2 separate regions of the Mus musculus genome follow, and region 1 is linked to region 2. Evidence: chromatin contacts called from ENCODE Hi-C or POLR2A ChIA-PET data. All regions are on one chromosome and are shown on one strand. Each heading gives the region's core, a stretch centred on a gene start or an enhancer-like site at or near the end of the contact. The rest is flanking DNA. Distances are from core to core; before and after follow the strand shown.

Evidence for each region. Hi-C counts contacts between places; a loop is a spot of excess contacts on that map. ChIA-PET counts read pairs that join two places held with the same protein, here RNA polymerase II (POLR2A).
Region 1: POLR2A ChIA-PET joins it to region 2 with 10 read pairs in Patski. The contact joins the promoter of Nme7 here to the promoter of Atp1b1 in region 2. A Hi-C loop is called at or near these places in 2 of 37 maps with a recorded cell type or tissue (both left cerebral cortex). POLR2A ChIA-PET finds 5 or more read pairs at or near these places in 3 of 5 experiments (Patski and embryonic stem cell).

The regions. Positions count from the first base shown.
Region 1 is chr1:164,304,075-164,310,887 of GRCm38, reverse strand. Nme7 (NME/NM23 family member 7) reads right to left here and starts at 3,216. Exons shown (of 14, transcript NM_138314.4): 1 at 3,134-3,216; 2 at 2,638-2,828. Blzf1 (basic leucine zipper nuclear factor 1) reads left to right here and starts at 3,404. Exons shown (of 7, transcript NM_001160209.1): 1 at 3,404-3,741; 2 at 4,372-4,449. The coding sequence starts at 4,410.
Region 2 is chr1:164,455,926-164,462,623 of GRCm38, reverse strand. It overlaps Atp1b1 (ATPase, Na+/K+ transporting, beta 1 polypeptide), which reads left to right and starts at 4,269. Exons shown (of 6, transcript NM_009721.6): 1 at 4,269-4,863. The coding sequence starts at 4,767. It overlaps Gm32391 (predicted gene, 32391), which reads right to left and starts at 4,101. Exons shown (of 4, transcript NR_168343.1): 1 at 2,884-4,101; 2 at 26-248.

The sequences.
Region 1 (6,813 bases), core at 1,967-4,466, 150 kb after region 2:
CAGATTAAAACACGGATTGACTCCACCAGAGAAAATGAAAAGGTAAACTGTAATTCTTAAAACTCAGCCAGGAAAAAAAAATACAAGGTTCCTGCTAAGTGAGGGAAAACATAAATTTTTCTAAAGAATTATTTATTTATTTTATGTATTTGAGTACACTGGTATCGCTGTCTTCAGACACAGCAGAAGGCATCAGATCCCATTACACATGGTTGTGAGCCACCATGTAGTTGCTGGGAATTGAACTCAGGACCTTCAGAAGAGCAGTCAGTGCTCTTAACCTCTGGGCCATCTCACCAGCCCCCACCCCAAGACATAAATTCTAAAACGATATATTCAGAGTACAATTACATTTACATGATATCTACATATATTTGTGTATGTGTGTGTATATAAAGAACAACCAAATTACAAAACAGCAATTATGAAGAGAGAAATTAGGAATCTCTGGTCTCCAAAGAGAGAGAATATTTTCTAAGAAATTTCAATAGTAAGGGTTACAGATCAGAAGAAAAAAATTGGTACTGCTAGATCAAATTAATATGGCTGAAGTTTCAAGGTAGAATCAAGAGGAAACAATTTAAATGATGAAATAGATAAAACATATGAGACACACATACACATATGCTAATACATCAAAAAATAAAATCTAAAATTCTTGCCAAGCGCCATATACTCCAGTATCTTGGGTCTGTGCCCACCTTCTCCAGTCCTCTGTTCCTCCAGAGCCTCTAATACACCTCTGCACTCACCTTGCCTCGAGGAATCCAGAGCCACCTGAGATCTTTTCTATTACTAAAATCTCAGTTTGAAAACCACATCTTGTGATGACCTTGACTGCATGTCAAACTATTTATTCTCTCTCTCTCTCTCTCTCTCTCTCTCTCTCTCTCTCTCTCTCTCTCCCCCCCCCCCCTCTCTCTCTCTCTCTCTCTCTCTCTCTCTCCCATGTGTGTGTGTGTGTGTGTGTGTGTGTGTGTGTGTGTGTGTAGGTGTGTAGACAGGGTCTCACTACACAACTCTGGCTTGCCTGGAACTCATTGTGTGTATATACACGTGTGTTGGGGCACACAAAAACGTGTATGCATATGCATGTAGAAGATAGAGGATATCCTTGGGTGTCATTCCTCATTAATTTTACATTTATGTATCATGAATGCGTGTATCAGAGTACATATATAGAAGTCATAGGACAACTTAGGGGAGTTAGTTCTCTCCTTGTATGATACGGGTCCCTTTGTTACTACTTGTTTGGTTTTTGAGACAGGCCTGGAATGTACTAAATAGGATAGGCTGGCCAACCAGTGATCCACCTGTCTCCATCTCTCCAGTGCTGGGATTACAGGCACATGCCACCATGTCTAGCTTTTGTTTTGAGTGCATTTGGGGGACTGAATATAGGTCCTCACGCTTGCAAGACAAGTGCTTCACCAACGGAGCCACCCCCAATGCTGGTTATATACTTATGTCAGTGAACAACCTCCATCCTCCACAGACACTATCACCCTATCGGCCTTTGCCACATACATCTGTCTGCCTGTGCCCAGACTGCACACGGAGGGAAGGACATCTAGCTTCCCCTCCTTTCAAAACATTTTGCTGCTTCTCAGAAAGGACTGACAGCAAATGGAGGGGAGGGGGAACCCTGAGATTTTTAATTAACTGTTTTTAGGCCTCCCCCACCCCACCCCACCCCACCCCCAGCCCCAGTTTTTCTACCAAACAGTAAGAGGACTGTCTCTAAGGTAAGCCTGCATGCCCGGAGAATTCCACTCTTCATGCTCAAGGACCAAGTTTTGATTTTGATGAATCATGAGTCACAGTAAGAAAAGTACTTATATAATAATCAGCTTAGCTGGGCGAGGTGGCGCACGCCTTTGATCCCAGCACTTGGGAGGCAGAGGCAGGCGGATTTCTGAGTTCGAGGCCAGCCTGGTCTACAAAGTGAGTTCCAGGACAGCCAGGGCTATACAGAGAAATCCTGTCTCGAAAAACAAAACAAAACAAAACAAAATCAGCATACACCACACACACACACACACACACACACCAGATCAAATGCTAACTAACTTCATGCCACAAATGGTTACAATAGATGGGAGCAAGAGAAATCAAGAGCAAAACAGATGAACGGTCACTTCCACACTTCCTTCGTTAAAGTAGAAATACGAGGCTACAGAATAGGTAAAATCATTGATTATTTGGAATCCAATACTGAATACATTGCCTCTTAGATTCTGTCAAGTGCCTAGAAAGGAGAAAAGAGGGAGGAAAGAGATTGGGTCTGTGAAGTAAAGGTTTGAAAAGGTCTCTTTGGTACCAAAGGACCAGATTGGTTAACAAAAAGGACTGCTGAACGTCAGTCAATGAGAAAGCCTCATTGTGCAGATGCCTCTTGCTAAGTCACAGCTACACCCACCTGAAGGCAACATTTTGCTCTGTCCCGTCCACCACGCACAAGTGCAGAGATGACTAAAGATGAGTTAACTAGAACTCTGTGCACTAGAGCAATGGGTACATTAAAACCATCTAAAGGCTTATTAAAACGCAAAGTATCAAGCCCCATTCCTATTCAGTCATAATTTATGGTGGTGTTGGTGAATGCTAGAACTCTCCAAGTAATCCTGAAAAACATACCTGCTAAAACACAGTGATCTGGAAAGTATGAAATGAACTAGACGCTGAGCCAGCAGACAGCTATTACTAAGCGGTCCTGGTAGGAGATGCAAGGTAGAACTCCACCGCTTGGGAGAACTGACTCCAGCACTCAGGGAGATTCAGATCCAAGTTAGTGTTGAGACAGCACCACGTCGATAAGGGTCTGCAAGCTTGAAAAACGAAAAAGATAAACAATGCAAGCTTATAAACGGTTTATTCGAAATAATTCTCATCGGGTTTTCTTAGATTCCATATCACCCCCATTTACTTTCTGTTACATTGCTCTAGCTTGAGGTCTTAGTGGCGCTAAAATGGAAATTAGGGTGCTGCAAGAAAAGGGGTGCGCAGAGGCAGAAGGAACTGCTCCTAGCGAGGTAAGAGGTGATGAAAGGCGGGGTGCCCAATCGCCCAAAGACTTGGATGTTCCGTAACCAGGGTCTCGGAGCCTTTCATAGGGCCTCCCTATAACACTTACCATAGTTTGTAGATCTCAGCACAGGAAATAGATTCCTGTACACAGGAAGACTACACCACCACCAATGATCCGGTTACTCTGGCAACGCAAGCCCCGCCTTCCTCCAGCCACTGCTTCGAAGACGCCGCCTCGAAGCTGCTTCGTCTCCATTGGCTGGGAGTAATTAGGCCCCGCCCATTCACTCAAAGATCCACCCTTTGCCTCATCGCCTGGGGCAACGCGACGCCACCTTCTCCGTTCCAACGCGTTCACTTCCGTCTGGCTGGTAGTGACCCGGAAGTTTAAGCGTCCATACCGCTTGCATTATCTATTGGTACTTTTTTTTTAAGTAGATATCTTCCAGTTTTCGCTTTCCGAGCCGATACATAGTAGACCCTGTCTCTCTTCATTTTACACACAGCACGAAGTGTCAGTTGGTCCTTGTCCTTCAGAAGAGCATTCCGGAAATGAAACCCTGTGTAATAGGAAGTGATTAGAGTGAGCGAGGCGCTGCGTGTCAGGGAGGCTTGGGCGGGTTGGCTTCCGAGTGCCAGGGGAGTTTACAAGTCAGCCGGCTGCTGAGCGAGTGAAGAGCCTGAGCGGTGGACATTGAAGTAAGGATATCACAGGTAAGTCCTGGAGCCGGCCCGTGTGCCGGACGCGGTGGGAAGAGGATGGTCTGGGCTGGAGTTCGGCAGCCATTGGTTTGGGATTTAAAGGTTGTTCTGGGAAGAGGCTCCTCCTGACAGGGACAAACTTGGGCTCATACTCCTGGGGAATGAGGCTGACAGGCTTAATTTTTCCACCTCCTCTCCTTTTAAACTCGGCACCCATGCCTCCCCACACCTTCACCCGGTGTTTCTTAGACAAGGACACTTGCTCATCGGCATCGCATGGTCCCAGCGAAGTTTCTGACTTTAAAGTCTCTGTTTGCCATTGGATAGAGTTTCAGGATGCATTCCCAGGGCAAGGATTTGTGATGTTCAGGAAGTTAGACCGGGTACTGAATCGTATACATCTAGGAACAGTCAGCTTTTAGGACGTGTGGTCACCTATTCTACAGTCTAGACTCCAGAGACCACTTAAACCTATGCCTGGGTTTTCATTATTTAACAGGTATACATTACAGCCCGTCAAAAGGAAATAATGAAGAACGTGGGTACTAAAGACAGAAACAATTAAAAAATAACTTTTAAAGTAGATGCATTCTCTGAATATATTGTTATTGCTTTAATTCTTTCGTATGTATACATCTCTAGGTCTTCGGTGAAAGTCTTGGATTGTATTCTCATTAGTTATGGAAAAAATGACTACCCTTAAAAGTTCGGAAAACAAAGGTAAGTGTTTTTGTTTTGATAATAATTGATTTGGTTTTTTGTTTGATTGGTTGCTTTTTTGGTTTGGGGGGGAGGGTTGTGTTTTGGGTTTATTTTGGAGTAGGAGGGCGTTATTTGAGACAGGGTTTCTCTGGGTTGCCTTGGCTGCCCTAGAACTCATTGGCCTTGAACTCAGAGAGCTCCCCCTTGATTATCTAGTAAGGCAGGTAATACAACTGTTCGTTTTATTTTTACTACACTGTAACTATTGTTAGTGAAAACAGATGTTTGTGCTACATGGATCAATGAAAACTATACCTATATTTGATGTCACTTGTCTGCATCCTTTAACTGTCTCGGGAGAGCAATGTGATTGTCAGTATAACAACAGAACTTTCTCTCAAGCATGTGAATAGCACTGCCATCATAGGAGGGGTGGACCATTACCTATAGGGCTCATCGCAAACCTAAAATAAACAATTTAACTAAATATTAAAATTGTAGACTTGTACATTAAAAATACAGTGATGACAGTTAATTTAGCAAACAGATAGTAAGGTCTGGGGCATTTAAATAATAAGGATCAGGTGGAAATGATTCTATGAACAAATGAATTTGGAAATGCTGGGTTGGATTGGTTATACAGGCATTTCTTAGCACTGTTAGGAAACCAGTGTATACTGTGAAACACCAGAAGCTGTGCTTCATGCATAAGTGTGCACACGCATTTGATCAAGCAACTGTTTATCCAGAGCCTAGAGAACAGAGGTTCTCAATATGTGGGCCATGACCCCCACGTATCAGATATTTGCATTACATATATACAAAACAGTAGCATAATTATAGTTCTGAAGTAGCAACGAAGTGTGCTGTTGGGGTCACCACCACACGGGGTGCTGTATTAAAGGATCTCAGCGTTCGGAAGGTTGGGGACCACTGGACTGGAGGAGAGGGCTGGGGATCACCTTTATAAAGGTTAATATGATTGTCGGTAGCATACTTTTCTAATGGAATAGCTAAACTTTACTAGGTGATAATGGTGACATTGAAAACACTAAAGCTGGGCCTTGTGGCACAGGCTTGTGATTCCAGCTACTTGGGAGGCTGAGACAGGAGGATCACAAATTCATACCCTGTTTGGGCTCCAGAGTCAGTTCAAGGCTAGCATGGGCAACCTAGGCAGATGCTGTCTCAAAACTGTAAAATGAGGGCTCCAGGACAGCCAGGGCTACACAGAGAAACCCTGTCTCGAAAAAACAAACAAAAAAAAACAACAAAAAAAAAAGCTTTGGCTAGACTGCTTGCCAGGACCCAGCTTCAATCCCACTGCCTGCCCCCATGCATGCCGAAAGAATATTGTCCTAAGATTTACCAAGAGACATCCTCAGTTTACCAGTTTATTGTTTAATTTGCATATGTTCCAGAAGATCTGTCAGACTATAACATAAAGGAGCTATGAATTACTGTTTTAATGTAGAAGGAAAAGCCAAGATGTTTTAAATTTTTTTTCCCTAAAGGTTTAAATGAAGTTTAGGTATGTGTTCATAGAGTAATAAACTCATTAAATAAACATTTGCTTTTCTTCTTTATGCTGTGCACATTTCATTAGCTGGTAAAATGAGCTGGTAAAGGTATCTGTGACTAAAGGAGCTTCCAATAGTCCAGCCTGGAATTATTCTGAAATGCTCTCGCACTTCCAGTGTTCTCCCAGCTCCCAGGCATAGAAGGATGGGGACGCCCATGACGGGACTAGGGTTGTCCCACAACAGGCGGTGGAAACTTGGTATTATCTTGGCTCATGAGTTTGATGTTCTGCCTGTGCCCAGTCATGTGACGTAGAAGTACTTCTGCTCCTACGTTTACACTGTCCTTAGTAAAGGCAGTGTTTGTCTCAGTGATGGCCTCTAATTGTGCTCTTTGCCTTCTGGAATCTAAAACAAAAGATTGGTAAATTGTGACCCTCAGACTGCTTGAAAAAGTTTGCAGCCAATTTGATGATTATAAACCGTGGCTGAATCCATGTAAATCAGGTGTCATCCTGAATAAAGTAGATTCTGTTTTTCTTATTACTTACTTAACCAAAAATGTTTTTGCCATTAAAAGAAAAAAATGGTTTTGTTTTCTCATGTGGGTGCCTAGAAACTTTCTTCAGTTTTACTTCATCATTCCAAAAGCCTACAATATTTCACCCCAGGCCTTTTACCCAAAACTCAGCAGCCCCTGTGTAGAAAGTAGACGAGTGACCTTGCTGGTTCTTCACAGTCCATCAGTCCAAGGGAAAGCCAGGATGGAGAAGCCACAACTCTTCCATGTGTTTTAACTGATTAGCGCCTGATCCCAGGTGGAAAGAGAGTGCTCCAGGGATGCAGGTGGCTCCCTCAGGGG
Region 2 (6,698 bases), core at 3,020-5,519:
GAAAGGTAAGAAAAATACAACTTACCAAAGAAGCTAGGTTGAAAAGGTCTCTTTGGGGTTCTGAGGCAAGGTCTCATGGAGCTAGCTTAGCCTCAGATTTATGCAGCAGAAGATGACTTTGAACTTCTGGTCCTCTTGTCCGACCCTCTGGACTATGAGGATAACTAGAATCTTGATCCTTAGGCTACAGGGTCTCTATTTGTTATTTTCATACTCTCCTCACATAGGTCATAGACTCCATTCCAGACCTAGGGATATAGAAACGTGTCGAAAAGACCACAAATGGAAGCAGTGGAGGACAGTGCCTATTAGTCTCCATTTGCCCATTCAAGGTGTCTGAAACCGGATCCCTCTCAGAGAGTAGTTTCTCTAGTAACCATGAGGCAACCATTATAAAGCAGAGTGACACCCTGTGGACTAATCAGGAGTCCTTCTTGATAGATGGTGAGGGTATTCAACCCTGCCTCTTGTCCACTTACAGTCCAGCCACGTTGACCGGTCCACAGCCTTTTCCCAAGCCCTCCAACTGCAGAACTGTACACCCCAGCTGCTTTCCCCCACGGCCTGCCACTGAGCCATTTTCTTCTGCAGTGCACACAGCTTCTGCTGCCAGGATGAGTCACCTCGGCACTCATCCCCTCAGCCCCTCCACTCTGTACTTAAAATACTCCGGGGCTGGCCGAAAAGAACCCCGCTGTGTGTGAGCACGTGTGTGAGTGTGTGAACGTGGGGTTGGCAGCTCAGCCTTCCGCAGCCTCTGCAGAGCCTGAGTGCATTCTGTTTGCCAGAGGGCTTTAGAGAGCTGACTGCTCCAGGGAGTTCTGTTTTCGGCTCTGGTTCTCTCAAGCAGGCTGCCAAGTCGCACTCTTCCCTTTGTGGGCACCTCCATTTTAGTCTCCCTGGCTAGGGGCAGAAGAATCTTATAGGTGATGTGTTCAGTCTCGTCTTCTCAACCCCGTTTCTGGATGGCCATCTTGCTGCAGTCAGGAATATCTATCTCATCCTGCTTTTACCTGCTGGACCCTGTCTCTGCCCCCCAGGTAAATGCTCTATCAACTACAAATGCAACTGGCTGTTTTCGGGAGTTGGAATCTGTTATCCTCACTTGGATAACGCCCCGCCCCAGTCAGTTCTCGGCTGTCAAGTCTGTTTAATGCTTCACCTCTGTCCACCCACACAGAATATTAACCTTGGGCAGAACCAATCATAGGATACCAGAACCATCTCTTTTCCCTAGCCAGCACAGAAAGATGTCTGACAGTTGTTCTCTCCTTGAGCCCTTATACTGAGCTGAATACACTCTTTCTCCAGTGAACTTGCACAGGTACTGCGGGAACAGCGCTCTTGGTTGGTCCACACCCAGCTGTGTGCTGCACCTGCTGGAGGCACCCCTCCCTCTCGAGAACCACACACATTTCGATTTCAACCTGCTGGTACAGCACCCTTCACAGAAGGGGCCCTGGAACAAAAGCCCAGCCCAGTACACTCCAAAGGGACATTATGTGCTTGAGTTATTCATTACTTGAGTTAGCCGAGGTCATAGAGCAGGAAGCACGTTGGGAAGAGAGGGAAAAGGTGGCATTGAGGGTGGGGAATTAGTCAGGGTGACCTTCCAGGTGAACTCAGAGTCCTAGTTAAGTATCACAGTTAAGATGGTCAGTCATAAAGTCATACCAATAGCCTCAAGGTTAGGCAAGGTCACGTGGAAGGAATCATAGTTAAGCTAGCTACTTAATAGCTTTTGCTATGCACCAGGCACTGTGCTTAACACTTTCCCACATCCTTCTTTTAATCCTGGCTACAATGTATCACTCTAATTTTACAGCCCTGGGAACAGCCCTGGTGAACAAGCGCCTTGACCAAAGTGGAGAAGCTGGCAGACCTGGAAGCGGGGAATGTGAATACCTCTCTGTCTCGGTTTTCCCAGGGCTGCTCTAGATGGGAAGATGGTGAAATGCATAAGACAGCTCCAGATGGTGGAGACTGGCTGGGCAGGTGGAGCTTGAGGTGAGCCAGAGACAGAAATGGGTCCCACATAAGTGGGCTGAGATCATGTTCTCCCATGGCAACACTAGCTCTGGTGGGAACAGGGATGATTCTAAGGAACCTAAAGGGGGATGCTGCGATGGCCCTGCATGCCTGACCTGCGCAGAGCTGAGGAACTCACCTGAGAAGGGGAGAAATCTACCCAAGGAAGACCGGGCAAGGGCAAGAAAGTCAAGCAAGCTTGTCTCCCACTCCCCACTCCCAGTATAACTGGCATTTATCATACAAGTCGACAGCTAAGGGGCAGCACTTTTCTTTTCTTTTCTTTTCTTTTCTTTTCTTTCCTTTCCTTTTTCTTTTCCTCTTCTTTCTTTCTTTCTCTCTTTCTTTCTTTCTTTCTTTCTTTCTTTCTTTCTTTCTTTCTTTCTTTCTTTCTTTCTTTCTCAATAGTAAAGAAAGTTCTGATTTAAAACCTGCCACGATGAACTGTTTGCAAACTGTTCTGGGGGTTTGAGGTACACTGGCTATGAGGAATGGTCACCGCATCAGTCTTAAGAGTCCTCTTACTCACTTTTCTTTCTTCCTCAGATGTGTAATCCTCCTGCCTATCTCCAGTCTGGGATTATAGGCAGAAACCATCAAACTCCAGCCAAGTCTCATCCCTTTTGAAGCTACTTACACCCTACTTATTCCTTATGGTTTTTTTTTTCCTGATTCTGCCCACGGGGTTTCCTCCCTCATATATATATGAGGTACACACACACACACACACACACACACACACACACACACACACACCTCCCAGTGGTCTGGTCTGCGGAATCCCCTCCACAATGTAAGTTCTGCCTAGAGACAGTGGCATCAAATCTACAGGTACAGTCTCTTCTAATAGCTTACCAACCACAAACTTGGGTTTTTTCCAAAATAAACGCTGCAGGGGCAAAGCAGAGTGACTTCTTTCTCAACAAGCTGCTCTCACAGTTGTCCTTGACACAGTGGGTCGGCAGCCCCTGTGGACTCCATGAGACTCAGTTGCTATGTCTCCCCTGAATTTTGGGTATTTTAAGGTTTTCTTCAGTCTTGCAAGTGGGATTAATGAGAAAAAGCTCATTTTTGCATCCCTTCGGTTTTGTCCTTGGGCCTGCAAGATTGACCTTGAAAATGGCAGGGTGTCTTGGGAACCCATCTCTGTGTTGGGAAGGTCTTTGATAAGAAGCTAGCTCTTTGCGCGACCGGCCAGGTCGCTCCAGGGACAGGCTTTTCTGCAGCCACTGCAGAAGCCTCGCCATGTTTTCTGCTGTGTCATCACCATAAGAGCTGTGTGGAAAGCTGTTCAGGGGCTCGGTGGATGAAAATAAGGGCGGATTTTCAGCCAACAAGGATGGAAAGAATGGTCATGTCCAACACAGTGCTCTGCGACATCTTGACATGTGAGCTGGGTCTTCCCAAGTGCTCTGTCATTCCAAGAATTCTACAGTATAGGGTAGGGGTGCCCCCAGTGAGACAGAACAGTAAGCCAATGGGAATACCAGCCACAGACCTGGGCCAGGAGAGTCTTAGGTGGCTGGGTCACGTGCATAAATTGTTCCCCGGGGTCTAGACTGGCAGGAGCCACAACCGGTTCCCAGCTACAGCCCAGGGTGGGTTTGGCAATTGTCCGGATTGAGGTGGTTCAGGCCGCCCACAAGCACAGACCAGGAGTCAGGAACCGAGGCTGCCCGCTGGGCTGGCCTGCAGAAGAGGGACGGGCCGGAACTGCAACCGCAGTGGCAGAGAGTGCGAGGGGGCGGCAGGTGCATAAGCAGAGAGGCGGAGCAGAGCTGGGCAGAGTCACTAGCGTCCTGGAGTGACCTTCCCCCACCTGGCCATGGCCTAGGGGAGGTGGACCTGCAGTAAACCCCGACCAGTACGAAGGGGTAAGACCAGTACGAAGGAGTTGAGGTCTCCGAGGTTCCCAGAGAGCGATGCAGGTGCAGGCCACAGCATTGGCGAGCGGGGGCCGGGAGGACGAGGAGGATTGTCCAGGCACAGCTCGGGGCAGAGAGAGGGCCAGCAGAGCTGCGGGAGCAGTACTCACCCGCCCCCAGTCCCTCTCCGCACCCCTGCTGCGGTGCCAGCCCCTTTAGCTTTGCCGGCTCCTTTGTGCGGGGCCCCGCGCCCGCCCCTTCGGGGGCTCAGGCCCCGCCTTCTCGGCGCTGGCGATTGGCTTGCCGTGCCGCCGGTAGGCGGAGCTACGGATGGTGGAGGCGCGGTATATAGTAAAGGTAGGGCGTGCGCCCTCAGCCAATTTCTCGGCTCCTGGCCTGCGCGCCCGTGTGCCGAGCCCGCGCTCCACTCCGCTCGCCCTTCCCGGTGACTTTCCCTCCTTGTCCCTGGTCCATCTCGCCAGAGGTCACAGCAAGCAGAGTGGTGCAGCTACAGCTTGAAGCAGCAGCTGCGGGGTTCGCTGAGCCCCCCGGAAGGCGATCGGAGTGCGGGGAAAGCCCGAGAGCGGCCGCGCGCCCACCTCTAGGTGCGGGGCTCGGAGCCGCCCAGCCCGCGCGCGCCCTCCTCCCTCGTCCCTCCTCCCTCCGCCCCCGCCGCACCTCCCCCTCCTCCCGCTCTGCCTAGGCTGCTCCGCGGCGCGCCTCGCACTCGGAGAGCCGCAGCGGCAGCGGCGCGTCTCGCTTTCGGAGACAGAGCCGGGCCGCGGGGACACCGAGCAGCCGCCGCGAGGACGCCCAGGGCGCGCGCCGCACTCGCCCTCCCTCGGCCTCGGCCGCCACTGCTGAGCAGACACCATGGCCCGCGGAAAAGCCAAGGAGGAAGGCAGCTGGAAGAAATTCATCTGGAACTCGGAGAAGAAGGAGTTTTTGGGCAGGACCGGTGGTAGTTGGTGTAAGTACGCGCTCCGCGGCTCTGCCGTCGGCGCCTTGGCTTTTCTTAGGAGGCGCGTCTGTACGCGAGCACTGCGGACAGTTCGGCGCCCGCGGGGCTGACCAGGGTGTTAGGGAGTGGGTGGTAGGAGCTGCTAGGAGCGTGCGGCCCTGGGCTTGGCATCCAGTGACAAATGTGGGGGGTCCCCAGGATGCGCCTCGGGTGGGGAGCTGGAGCTAGGGTTTTGGGTATGGTAGGGATCTTCGTTTCCTAAGCCTTTCCTCCTGGGAAATTCGGTCAGGTTCCAGGAGCCTATGTATGTACCCTCCCTTTCCATCTCCCAAGACCTTAGAAAAACGAGATTTGGGGCCGTGAGCAGAACTCACGAGCGTACCTGTTCTAATGCAGACGATGCTGCGATAGATAGCATCATTCTTCCAGTCTAGAAATGTATCTAGAATGGATAGGAACGGGGAGAAGAAATGCATCCACACTGCAGTCCTCACACATTGCAGTCATCACAGCCCAGAAATGGCCCAGTGAGCTCCATTCATGGCTCGTTTTTTAAGCCTTGGCTAGACATGGTGTTTTTAAGCTCTTCATGATACAAACGAAGAAACAGGTTATATTAGAGCATTTCATGCAGCCTGTTGCTTCCTTGGCTGGACTCCCCCTCATACCCCATTGAAAATTACATACCGTGTTTGTTTTTTACCTCCTTACACTGGAAAGGTACTAGGTTTTTTTTTTTAAGGTCATTTTGAAGGGCATAGTTGTAGACAAATCCATGAGTCGTGACTGCGGAAGGGAGGGAGGGAACTCCCCTCTGCTGCATCACTGCCCCCCTCCTTCTCCAGTATCACCATCACCACCAGCTCCTCTACCTTCTCTCTCGCCTCCTTCCCCCTCCCACCCCTATAGCAGCAGCATTGCAGGAACTAAGGGAACCCTGAAAACTAACGATGCGATGCTGCGTTCCTGTGTGGGGAGGGTCTATGGAAATAGACTGGAGAATGAGTCAGGGAAAAGAGCGCTTGGCTGACATTTTGAAAAGGAAGAAGCTGGGATGTATGATTTTTTTTCCTCCTAAAGAAAAAAAAAATGCAGTTAGGGAGCCTCTCAAAAATAAAGGGTTAATAATGCATCATTCTTCAAGGTTATGAAGGTGACGCCTCATTCATTCCACGGTATTACCAGGGAGCATAGGCATCCCTGAGCCATGGGAAAATGGAGTCTTAAATGGATGGCTTTTTATTTCGCCTTATATTCCATTTTATTTGTGGAGACTGTCCTTCCATGGGAGTATGCCCGTAGCATACCCGTGTTTCTGTAACGTGGAAGGAGAGACCTGAAGAGATGTGAGGTTTGTAAAGGATGACCAGCCTGGGCTATTTCCTAGCAACTCTTTGTAACTCAGCTAGGAGGCCTAGGAGGTGCACTGCGGAATTGGCCCCTCCTCCCACGTTGGCTAGGGCTGCTTTCCCTGGTGGTCTGGCCCCTGCAGCAGCATCACAGGACCAAGGGGGTGGCACTGACGCCAGGGACCTTGTGAAATTTGCCCTCTAGTGTTTTTCCACTTCTTAAAACATCTTTCTTTTCCTCATTCCAATCTCACACTCCTTCTTTGAATAATATTTGCTTTAGAGGGTAAGGAAGGCAGTATGGAACAGCTTGTTCTTTAAAGCGACATTTAATGGGACAGCCCTTCTGTATCAGACAGGGAGAGAGAATGAGCCTGTGTGGTCTTGAGGGTCACATCCAGCAAGGTAGTGATACCCACGGACTTAGGAAGCAGCTGCCGCAACTCATCTTCCATTTTGTGGGTGCTGAGCTCGAAACCCAGTTTGTGTTTTGTG